2 separate regions of the Homo sapiens genome follow, and region 1 is linked to region 2. Evidence: read pairs that join two places in POLR2A ChIA-PET (ENCODE). Cell type or tissue: Panc1. All regions are shown on one strand. Each heading gives the region's core, and the rest is flanking DNA. Links, peaks and the distances in the headings are about the cores only.

The links. ChIA-PET counts read pairs that join two places held together with the same protein. Peaks named below come from ENCODE experiments on the same cell type or tissue, not always from the same donor. Only the 100,000 strongest peaks of a DNase experiment are listed, where the experiment ranks them.
Region 1: POLR2A ChIA-PET joins it to region 2 with 9 read pairs; 2 of 35 experiments call an interaction of 5 or more read pairs at or near these places.

What each region holds. Positions count from the first base shown.
Region 1 is chr19:2,053,446-2,058,411 of GRCh38, forward strand. No RefSeq gene overlaps it. Among named protein-coding and RNA genes, the nearest start is that of MKNK2, 4.7 kb to the left of the region's middle. RefSeq lists silencers at 1-196, 2,566-2,735 and enhancers at 1,386-1,465, 4,907-4,966. In Panc1, for the core only: no CTCF peak of the experiment used is centred there; no DNase peak of the experiment used is centred there; H3K27ac peaks cover 3,045 bases.
Region 2 is chr19:1,829,434-1,835,707 of GRCh38, forward strand. The region is part of intron 1 of REXO1 (RNA exonuclease 1 homolog); the gene reads right to left. Among named protein-coding and RNA genes, the nearest start is that of REXO1, 16 kb to the right of the region's middle. RefSeq lists a silencer at 1,674-1,874 and enhancers at 5,027-5,993, 5,994-6,274. In Panc1, for the core only: no CTCF peak of the experiment used is centred there; no DNase peak of the experiment used is centred there.

The sequences.
Region 1 (4,966 bases), core at 36-4,035, 220 kb after region 2:
ACCTTGGCTTTTCAAAGTGCTGGAATTACAGATATGAGCCACTGAGCCTGCTGTCTCCTCTTTTTATTTTTTATTTTTTTTTGAGATGGAGTTTCCTCTTGTTCCCCAGGCTGGAGTGCAACGGCACGATCTCGGCTCATCACAACCTCTGCCTCCCAGGTTCAAGCAATTCTCCTGCCTCAGCCTCCCAAATAGCTGGGACTACAGGTACGCGCCACCACGCCCAGCTAACTTCTTTGTGTGTATTTTTAGTAGAGACAGGGTTTCACCATGTTGGCCAGGCTAGTCTTGAACTCCTGACCTCAGGTGATTCGCCCACCTGGGCCTCCCAAAGTGCCGGGATTACAGGCGTGAGCCACCGCGCCCGGTCTCCTCTTCTTCTAAGGACGCCAGTCATTGGCTTAGGGCCCACTCAGTGTGATCTCATCTTAACTTGGTTCCATCTGCAAAGACCCTATTTTCAAATAGTTTCTCGTTCACAGGTACCAGGGTTAGGACATGGATGGGTTTTTCCGGGAGACTCAGCTCAGTCCACAGAGTAAGTGGGACCATTTCGTGGTATGCGGCTGTGGCACACTGTCCTTGGTGCAGGTGTGGGGCTGTGTCCATCTTTCAGTGTGGACCGACATGGGTTCAACATTCACCCTGACCATGAGGAGCAGACCTGAACCAAGGCTCAGCCCATGCCTGGGCTCTGTGTCCAGCCAAGCTCAGGCACCAGACAGGAAAGGCTGATCTGGGAGCCAGGCCAGAGGGGCAGGTCTGTTCCCGGCACCATAGCCAGGCCCTGCCCCAGGTCCTGTCCTCTCCCACAGCCCCAGCAGGTGGGAGCCATCAAGAGCCTCATGCGGGCCGGGCGCGGTGCCACACGTCTATAATCCCAGCACTATGGGAGGCCGAGGCGGGCCAATCACAAGGTCAGGAGTTCGAGATCAGTCTGACCAACATGGTGAAACCCCGTCTCTACTAAAAATACAAAAAAAATGGCCGGGCGCGGTGGCTCTCGCCTGTAATCCCAGCACTTTGGGAGGCCGAGGCAGGCGGATCACGAGGTCAGGAGATCGAGACCATCCTGGCTAACACGGTGAAACCCCGTCTCTACTAAAAATACAAAAATCAGCCGGGCGTGGTGGCGGGCGCCTATAGTCCCAGCTACTCGGGAGGCTGAGGCAGGAGACTGGCATGAACCCGGGAGGCAGAGCTTTCAGTGAACTGAGATCGCGCCACTGCACTCCAGCCTGGGCAACAGAGCGAGACTCCGTCTCAACAAAAAAAAAGAAACTCGCGCAGCAATTGGGAAAACTGAGGAAGCTCAGAGACAGGCAGATGACCCCTGGCTCTAGGGATGCTCCACCGGGGGTTCCTCCCCATCGCCCTGTGGACGTTCAAGGCTCAGTCATCCTCTGGGGTGGGGCCGCCCTGGGCACTGCAGGGAGCTGAGCAGCGTCCCTGGCCTCCACCCACTCCCTGCCAGCACTCAGCCGGTCACCTGGCTTCCTCTCCTCCTCCTCCTATTACCCCAGGGTGGAGCCCAGAAGACACCCAGATGGCTCTCAGAGGGACACAGGGAGCCTGGTGCCCTGTGCCCTGGTCCCAGCTGATCTGTTCCCCAACAAGCCCTTCGTTTCTTTCTGGGGGCGTCTTTTGGGATGCAGATCCTGGAAGGGGCATGGCCAAGGGAACTTCCTAGGTGAAAGGGATTCTGCAGGCAGGACTGAGTTAGAATTTTTTTTTTTTTTTTTTTTTTGAGAGGAAGTCTCGCTCTGTCGCCTAGGCTGGAGTGCAGTGGTGCGATCTCGGCTCACTGCAACCTCTGCCTCCTGGGTTCAAGCGATTCTCCTGCCTCAGCCTCCTGAGTAGCTGGGACTACAGGCACGTGCCACCACGCCTGGCTAATTTTTGTATTTTTCGTAGAGACGGGGTTTCACCATCTTGGCCAGGCGGGTCTCGAACTCCTGACCTTGTGATCCACCCGCCTCGGCCTCCCAAAGTGCTGGGATTACAGGCACGAGCCACCGCGCCTGACTGAGTTAGAATTTTGAGACTGTTGTCTCCCCTTAGTCGTGACAACCACAGATATCCCCACGTGTTGCCCAGTGTCCCCTGGGGACAGGATCTCCCCTGGGGTGAGACCCCCTGGTTTAGGGGATTTCACGGACCCTCCCAAGAAACTCTGCATCCCGTGATGCTCTGACCTGGTGAGGTCCTGGGAGGCTGCACACATTGAAGTCCACACCCTGAGCAGGGAGAGAGAAAGGAGGTGAATCCCAGCAGTGGGGTTCCCCCTGGTTTACGCTGTCTGCCCCATGGGGCGTTTATCCGATGTCTGGTGTGAGCAGGGAGAAAACTCAATATTTTCCAAATAATCGACAAGGGGTTTGTCAGCCTCAACAGTGTGGACGTTTGGGCGGGATTGTTCTGTGTGCTAGGGGCTATGCCAACAGGGATGGGGCCTTGGCACCCTCTCCTCTCCTTTCCTCCCCAACAGAGGCAGAATCCTCTCTAGCCGACCTTCTCCCTAGACCAGCCCTGGACAGGCAGACAGGCCCAGGCTGGGGGCGCGGGATGGCCAGTGGCCTCCGGAGAAGGGGAGGGTCGCCCACCTGCCTGTGTGGGCCGTGCCTGGCCCTGCCCTGCTGTGGGCCGTGCCTGGCCCTGCCCTGCTTTGGGCCGTGCCAGCCCCTGGGGGCGCTACCAGGCTGGCCACCCCTGCCAGCCTCGCCCCCTGCCCCCACCTCCACCCCCAGCTGGAGCCCTGGGAGGGAGACCCCCACCTGCCTTGGTGGGGGAAAAAGCCTGCCTGGTGGGAGGCAGGAAGCCTGGTCCGTGCCCCGGGTGACCGTCTCCTTGATCCTCCTGCAGTGTGGTCTGGGCTGGGGCAGTGAGGGTGGGCACTAGCCGGCCCGGACGTGGGTGGGTGGGACAGGCAGGGCCTGGGGCCAGGACCGCAGGTCCATGACCCCAGTGCTGGTCAGCCAGCCTGGGAGGGAGCTCAGGGTTGCCCTGGGGGAGCACCAGAGTGAAGAGGAGGGCCTGGGAGACGCTAGCCCCAGAAGGAGGACAAACAGGAAATGAGGTGTGGCTGCGGACAGGAATCAGCATCAGCTGGAGCCGATCTCTGGCTCCTCTCCTCCCCTTCCTCCCTCCTTCCCTCGTCCCCTTCTCTCCTTCCTCCTCCCCTCCTTTCCTCCCCTCTCGGTCCTTCTCTCCCTCCTCCCCTCCTCATCCTTCCTCCTCTCCTCCCTTCCACCCCTTCTCTCCTCTCCTCCCCTCCTCTCCTCCCCTCCCCTCCCTCCCCTCTCCTCCTCCCCCCTCCTCCTCCCCCCTTCTTCCTCCCCTCCCTTCCTGCCCTCCTCCCTTCTTCTTCCTCCCCTCCCCTCCTCCCCTTCCCCCTCCTCTCTCCTTCCCTCCCACTGCAGTTCAACCCCTGCCCCACCTCCAGCACCCAGCACCCAGCACCCGGCTGCACCACTACCAAATCCATAGCTGAAAAATGCCCAATGCCCCCAGACACAAGGACAGAGACCCCCACTCCGCCAACGCACTGACATCCCTCCCACTCTCCAGTGGGCTCCCCCTGCTGCGTTCCTGGCATGGCCACCACCCTGTACCGCACTGTCTTGCCTGGCCCTGGGGTGGCTTGGAATGGCTTCCAGATAACCTGGGACCTGGCCAGGGTGGGTGGTGGGGGGCAGCATCTCCAGCAGGTGGCTTCTTTTTTTTTTATTTTTATTTTTTGAGACAGAGTTTTGCTCTTGTCGCCCAGGCTAGAGTGCAATGTCACCATTTCGGCTCACCATAACCTCTGCCTCCCGGGCTCAAGCGATTCTCCTGCCTCAGCCTCCCAAGTAGCTGGGATTACAGGCACACACCATCAACCTGGCTAATTTTTGTATTTTTACTAGAGACGGGGTTTCTCCATGTTGGTCAGGCTGGTCTTGAACTCCCGACCTCAGGTGATCCGCCTGCCTCAGCCTCCCAGAGTGCTGGGATTACAGGCGTGAGCCACTGCGCCTAGCCTAGCAGGTGGCTTCTTTCTCTCTCCTAACCCCCCGGGTCCCCCACCCTGGAGCCCTCACCAGGCCTAACTTGGGGTTTGGCCGTGGCTTCCTCTTCCGGGAGGTCACGGCAGGGCCCAGCCAAGGCCCTGGGGCCAAGGTGAACCCGATCCTGGCTGGGAGGTGCTGCGGCTCCTTTAAGGAGGGGTCAGGACCTGCCCTGGACCCTGTGGGCCCCCCCAACCCAAGCTAGGCCTGGTGGCTTCTCCCAGGGCACCCCAGCCCCTCCTCACCTAGTCACCAGCTAGCCTCATTATCTGGGACAGGTGAGAGTTGACCCCAGCCCAGAACCTGCTTTGGGTGCACTTGGAGCAGGCCAGGCCCAGGGAGGTGCTGATGGAATGGAGCCAGAACTGGCCACACAGGTGGGTGACTGACCTGAGGGTGTGGTGGGTCGGGGGATGTGCTCCAGGACTCACCTGTGGCTGAGCTGTCTCTGCCCAATTTCTGGCTTTGACCCCGACGTACAGCCCCCATGGACACCCAGTGAGCACCCAGTGACCCGCACTGGAGATCCCAGCTGTCTGGGCCATGCTGGCCCCATGCCCCTCTCCTATAGGAGACCCCCAGTAAACCTAGCTTCTTCTCTGGCTGACCCGCCACTGGTCCCACCTCCCTCAACCTCCCAGGGCCCTGGCAGAGTGGCCTGGAGCACACAGAAGGTTCAGGGATGAGCTCGAGTTCCCTGCAGGCCGGCCCTGGGGTGACCCAGACCCCTGCGCCACCTCCCGCCCTCACGGCTACTTCCTAGGGTCCCACAGCCACTGGGTGGCACGGCCTTCCCTCCAGGACAGGGACAGACTCCTGCTTACTTCCTGGGACAACAGACGCCTTGTGACAGTGGAGGCCGCACCACCCACCCCACCATGAGACTCCAGCGGTGGAGGCCCAAAGGCTCAGCCTGCCCC
Region 2 (6,274 bases), core at 1,304-5,303:
TCACCATGTTGGCCAGTCTCGAACTCCTGACCTCAAGTGATCCACTGCACCTGGCCTACTTTAAATTAATTTTTTAATTTCAAAACTTTTTGTAGCTGGGCGCGGTGGCGCACGCCTGTAATCCCAACATTTTGGGAGGCCAAGGCGGGCGGATCACCTGAGGTCGGGAGTTCAAGACCAGCCAGACCGACATGGAGAAACCCCGTCTCTACTAAAAATACAAAATTAGCCGGGCGTGGTGGCGCATGCCTGTAATCCCAGCTACTCAGGAGGCTGAGGCAGGAGAATCGCTTGAACCTGGGAGGCAGAGGTTTCGGTGAGCCGAGATCACACCATTGCACTCCAGCCTGCGCGACAAGAGTGAAACCCCGTCTCAACAAAAAAAAATTTGTAGAGGTGGAGTCTCACCATATTGGCCAGGCTGGCTTTGAACTCGTAGACTCAAGCAATCCTCCCACCTCAGCCTCCAAGATAGCTGGGACTATAGCCCAAGCTGCTGTGCCTGGCTTAAAGCACACGGCTGAAATGTCTTCCCGGGGGGCAGCTGGGAACATGAGACTCGCATGTTATTTACGTGGTTCCAGAACATAGTGTAGCAGACCCTCACAACCTCAATGCCACCAACGTCAGCACAGAAGTCAGAACCACAGAAGCCTCCCGTGGGGACAGGCCGAAGGAGTCTAAAGAAAACATGAGCAAGTGGAGCCCAGTATTCCAGCGAAGCAATAAAAACCAAGTTCAAATATTTACTCCAGAAACTTGGAAGTTGACCATTAGAAATTCTACTGAGCACGGCCAGGCACAGTGGCTCACGCCGATCATCTCAGCACTTTGGGAGGCTGAGGCGGGAGGATACTGCTTGAGCTCAGGAGTTTAAGACCAGCCTGGATGACACAGATCCCATCTCTTAAAAAAATACTTAAAAATAAGCTGAGCATGGTGATGCACACCTGTGCTCCTAGCTATGTGGGAGGCTAAAGTGGGAGAATCACTTGAGCCCAGGGGCTTGAGGCTGCAGCGAGCCAGGATTGTGCCTCTGCACTCTGGCCTGGACAACAAAACAAGACCCCAGCTCTTAAAAAAATAAAATAAAGTTCCACTGAATGTAATTCCGTAACATCTCTAAAGGTCTCTAAAGGTCAACAGGTCTGATCCTCTGGAGTTGGCAGGAAATGGCGCCAAAGACGTCTGCGTCCTAATTCCTGGAACCTGTAGATGGTATATCCCCTTAGATGGCAAATGGGGCTCTAGATGGGGTGAAATCTCCCTTGCCCGTCACTGAGGGGGCCATGGACAGGCCGAGATCTTGCAGAGCAGTTTCGCAACCATCCCATGCAGCTTCAACACCACCACCTTCAGACTCGGAATCCTCAGAACCCGTGCCACAGACAGACCGCACAGGGCAGGTACAGATGCGTCTGGTGCAGCCTTCACTGCAAAAACACAACAATAAATAACGCAGGAGATGACCTAGAAGCCGAAACGCAGGTCACCTGTGGTTAAGGGGGAGGCGTGCGCCCTGGAGGGACCTCCAAGTCACACTGCTATGGGGAAGAAGAGGGGCAAGGAATGTTGCACACTCTCACCTTTGAAAAGCAGCTCCACAAACCCAGTGAGATCAGATTCCAACAAAGGCGCACGGGCCCACACCAAGCCCGCAGTCCCATGGGGTACAGCAAATGCAATCTGGCCTTCATTTATGCTGCACCCAACACCAACTGCCCAAGAGGGACGTGAATGCTGACACACATCCCCGACAGGCTGATAAGGAGCTGTGACACCATGTAGCAAAAGGCAACAGCCCCATGGGAACCTGCCCGCACCAAGACGCCACTTGGCTCTGACTTGATTCTGACTGAACGTGCAGCTTGTCTGAAGGTCGGGCCTCAGGTGTGTTTCTTCCACTCAGAAAACCTGCCTGCCCTTCGGCCCACCTGGAGATCGACCCCCACAGCGTGCTAAGACTTCCGTGCAGAGAAATGGCTGGACGCAGCCAAGGGGAGGCAGGCACAAGACCTCCCACTGTGGGCGACGCAGAGAACAGCAACAGAACTGGAGGCTTCCCCTATGGCCCCCACCCACACCCCCTCAAGCCCCAGCAGGCATAAGAAAGAAATGGCTGGTTTCGGCCGGTTGTGGTGGCTCACACCTGTAATCCCAGCACTTTGGGAGGCTGAGGCGGGCGGATCACCTGAGGTCAGGAGTTCGAGACCAGCCTGACCAACAAGGAAAAACCCCATCTCTACTAAAAATACAAAAAAATTACCCAGCCGTGGTGACCCATGCCTGTAATCCCAGCTACTCGGGAGGCTGAGGCAAGAGAATCGCTTGAACCTGGGAGGCGGAAGTTGCAGTGAGCCAAGATTGAGCCATTGCACTCTATCCTGGGCAACAAGAGCAAAACTCCATCTCAAAAAAAAAAAAAAAAAAAAAAGAAAGAAAAAGAAAAAGAAAAAAAGAAATGGCTGGTTTCCCAAGCTGCTCCCCCGAGACACACCCACCAGCAGAACAAAAGCCTCCCCAGGTAAGTCCCCATCCTAATCCCTGGGACCTGTGGCCAGGCCACCTCACTCAGCCAATAGACTGCAGGTGCGACTTGAACAAAGGACCCTGAGGGTGGGTGAACATCTTGCATTATCCGGGAACCCAGTGTCCTCACAGGGTCCTTTAAAGAGGGAGGCAGGAGGGTGAGAGTCAGAGAGACTGGAAAAGGCTGTGCTGTGGGTTTGAAGGGGAGGAAGGCGCCCTGAGCCGAGGGATGCAGGTGCCTCCAGATGCTGGGAAAGGCGGGCACTGACTCTCCCCGGAAGCCTTCGGGAGGCCCAGTCCTGCCCACAGCTTGACTTGAGCCCAGCGAGGCTGACTTTGGACTTCCCAGCCCAGCGCTGAGAGAGAGTGTGCTGCTTTAAGGCCCACGGGGACGAATGCAGCCTCACCGGGTGATGAAAGTGCAGTGGAAAACAGCTGCCCGCTGCCTGTACCTGCGAAGGCGGAAGGCCCCTCCTGTTCCCGGGAACCCTGCAGGGACAGCGGGAGGCCGGGACCCGGAGGCTGCAGAGGAGGTGGGAGGAGGCCTGGTCACGGGCAGCTGCCGCCTTTCCCTTGAAATCACAGCAGTGTTGTGCCCATCTTTAAAATTACATTTAGGGACCAGGCACGGTGGCTCACGCCTGTCATCCCAGCACGGTGGCTCACGCCTGTCATCCCAGGCACGGTGGCTCACGCCTGTCATCCCAGCACTTTGGGAGACCAAGGCGGGCAGATCACCAGCTCAGGAGTTCAAGACCATCCTGGCCAACATGGTGAAACCCCATCTCTACTAAAAATACAAAATTAGCCAGGCATGGGGGCGTGCACCTGTAATCCCAGCTACTGAGGAGGCTGAGGCAGGAGAATCGCTTGAACCCAGGAGGCAGAGGTTGCAGTGAGCCAAGATCACACCACTACACTCCAGCCTGGCGACAGAGCAAGACTCTGTCTCAAAAAAAAAAAAAAAAAAAAAAATTACACTTAGTGCCAGGCTCAGTGGCTCACGCCTGTAATCCCAGCACTTTGGAAGGCCAAGATGAGCAGACTGCTTGAGTTCAAGACCAGCCTAGGCAACACGGCGAGACCCCGTCTCTACAAAAAAATACAAAAAATGAGCTGGGTGTGATGGTTGCATGCCTGTGGTCCCAGCTACTTGGAAGGCTGAGGTGGGAGGATCTCTTGAGCCTAAGAGGTCAAGGCTTCAATGAGCTGTGATCACACCACCGCATTCCAGCCTGGGCAACAGAGCAAGATCCTGTCTCTAAAACAAATAAAATTAAGTAGCATTTAGACAAGAGGAAGGATCCGTGTGTCTGTTTTGGACCACTCGGAACTCCGCGGGACTGTGTGGAGGGCCACGAGGTACGGGCAGGCAGGGGAACATCACACAGAAGCCACAGGTTCTTCTTTGCCTGTGCCAGGCTACAGCCAAGGCATTTCCAGGAAACGTCACCCCATGTGCCCAGCAGGCGCAGAGGGGCCCATTCTGGCACCATCTCACAGCCAAGGACCCTGGGAGTCAGCGAGGGCACCCAACTAGGATCAGCAACTGTGGCTGCCAGTTCCTCTGTGCGGGGAGGGACAGCTGCCAGGCCAGGAGGATGCTCCCGGCAGGGAAACGGCCGGCTGGGGCTGGGTGTCAGCCCCCACCCAGGGGGAGGGCTGCGGAGGCCAGCAGCAGCTCAAGGGCGCCCTCCCGGCCCACTTCACTGGGGGAGGCTCCGGCTCCTCCCTGACCCAGCCGGCTGCAGAGCACGCCACCCTGCCACCCGCCTGGTGAACAGGGCAACTAGTGCCAGCCCTCCCCCAGCCCCGGAAGCCCGGCTGCCCAGTGACGTGGAGGGGCCAGGCCAAGGCCACTGTGGCGTGAGCTGCAGAGATTCATGAAGGGGAGGTGACAGAGCACAATTACTGAGGAGGAGCAAGGCCAGGTCAGGGAGACACTGGTCTCCCCTCCCAAGGCTCCAGCTAACGGGGATGCAGAGAGGAGGAAGAGCCCGCCTAACGGGAAGGCTCTCCTCCCCAGGCAGGGGTGGGCAGCAGTGAGACTGGGCCCCAGGAGGGCAGGCGGGGGTGGAGGGGACTGAGGCATCTCTAAGGGGCTAAGGATAAGGGACTCCACTCAGGGGCTTCCACCTCCTTGTCCTGGACCCCAGGGCTCTAAGACACAGCCTGCAAGATCAACCCAGCCCAGGGGAGCCAAGAGTCACAGGCAATACACACACCAGCCAGCAGACACCCGCGAGCCCTTCCCAAAGGAAGGAAATTCAGACCTCTGGACATTGTGGACTCTGAAAGGAGAGACCATTTCCCCAAAAGGTGCTTTTGGAAGGTCTTGGAAGGAATAGCACCTGCCTCCCAGGAGTGGAGCCAGGCCCCCAAGCAGAGCGCAGGACAGGTGATAAGGGTCCAATCTGGGGGACGTGGGCTTGTCTTTCTAACTGGAAGCCTGTGTGAGTACTTGTTTTGTTGTTTTGTGGAGACAGGCATTGCCCAGGCTGGAGTGCAGTGGTACCATGATGGCTCGCTGAAGCTTTGCCTCCCCGGCTCCAGCGATCCTCCCGCCTCAGCCTCGCAAGTAGCTGGGACCACCTGCGTGCACCACCACATCCAGCTAATTCTTTTCTTTTTTTGGTAGAGACGGGGGTCTCGCTGTAATTGCCCAGGCTGGTCTCAAACTTCTAAGCTCAAGCGGTCTTCTCGCCTCGGCCTCCCAAAGCACTGCTTGTCTTTTAAGGGCTGTGAAACCTGCCCCAGCCTTTAGCCAACAGATGGGAAAGAGCAGGGGCACCTGGAGGCCGGAGGGCACACTCTGCAGAGGGGGTTTCAGCATTTTCACTCCCGGGTGGAGGCTGCTACCACCTCCACAAAGACTGCACCAAAAAGAAAGCAGGCATGCTAGGCGGGTCCGAGAAGACTGAGATCAGGATCTGCACCACGGCCTCTCCTCCCTGTGGTCACTGGGCTCCCCCACCCTGCAGCCTGTGACCCACTGGTGCTGGAAGGCAGCATCCTGGCCTGGGCGCTCCAGCCAGGTCTGGAAGTTTCACACAGGAAGTTGCCTGGGGCTCGGCCATGGCTGCCTGCAGCTCAGAACAGGGGGTACGGCGTGCTGAGCCCCTGAAAGGTCACCTGAAGCTGGTACACACCACTGCCTCCCTGGACCTCCCTGTCCCACCATGCCTCAGAGGGTTGGATCTGGGTACCTGTCAGGACTGGAAAGGCCCCAGGGTGGCATGTGCATGCTGCTAGGTGCCCTGGGAGCCCACCCAGGGGGTCACATCTAAAGGCCGAGTTTGGGCCAGGCGTGGTGGCTCACACTTGTAATGCTAGCACTTTGGGAGGCGGAGGCGGGAGGATCACCGAGGTCAGGAGTTCGAAACCAGCCTGGCCAACATGGTGAAACTCCACCTCTACTAAAAAATACAAAAAAAAATTAGCCAGGCCTGGTGGCAGGCGCCTGTAATCCCAGCTAGTCGGGAAGCTGAGGCAGGAGAATCACCTAAACCTGGGAAGTGGAGGTTGCAGTGAGCCGAGAACGCACCACTGCACTCCAACCTGGGCGACAGAGCTATACATGCATACACACATACATACATACATACACACACACATACATAAATGAATGCCGACTCTGGAAGTAGGAGGGGCCCGTCCAGGCCCCGTCCCACGGCTGGGAATTACTTTGGATAGGAGCAGGTGGGCTCCTTCCTGGATGTGGCCCAGGTCAGTCTGTTTCTGGGAA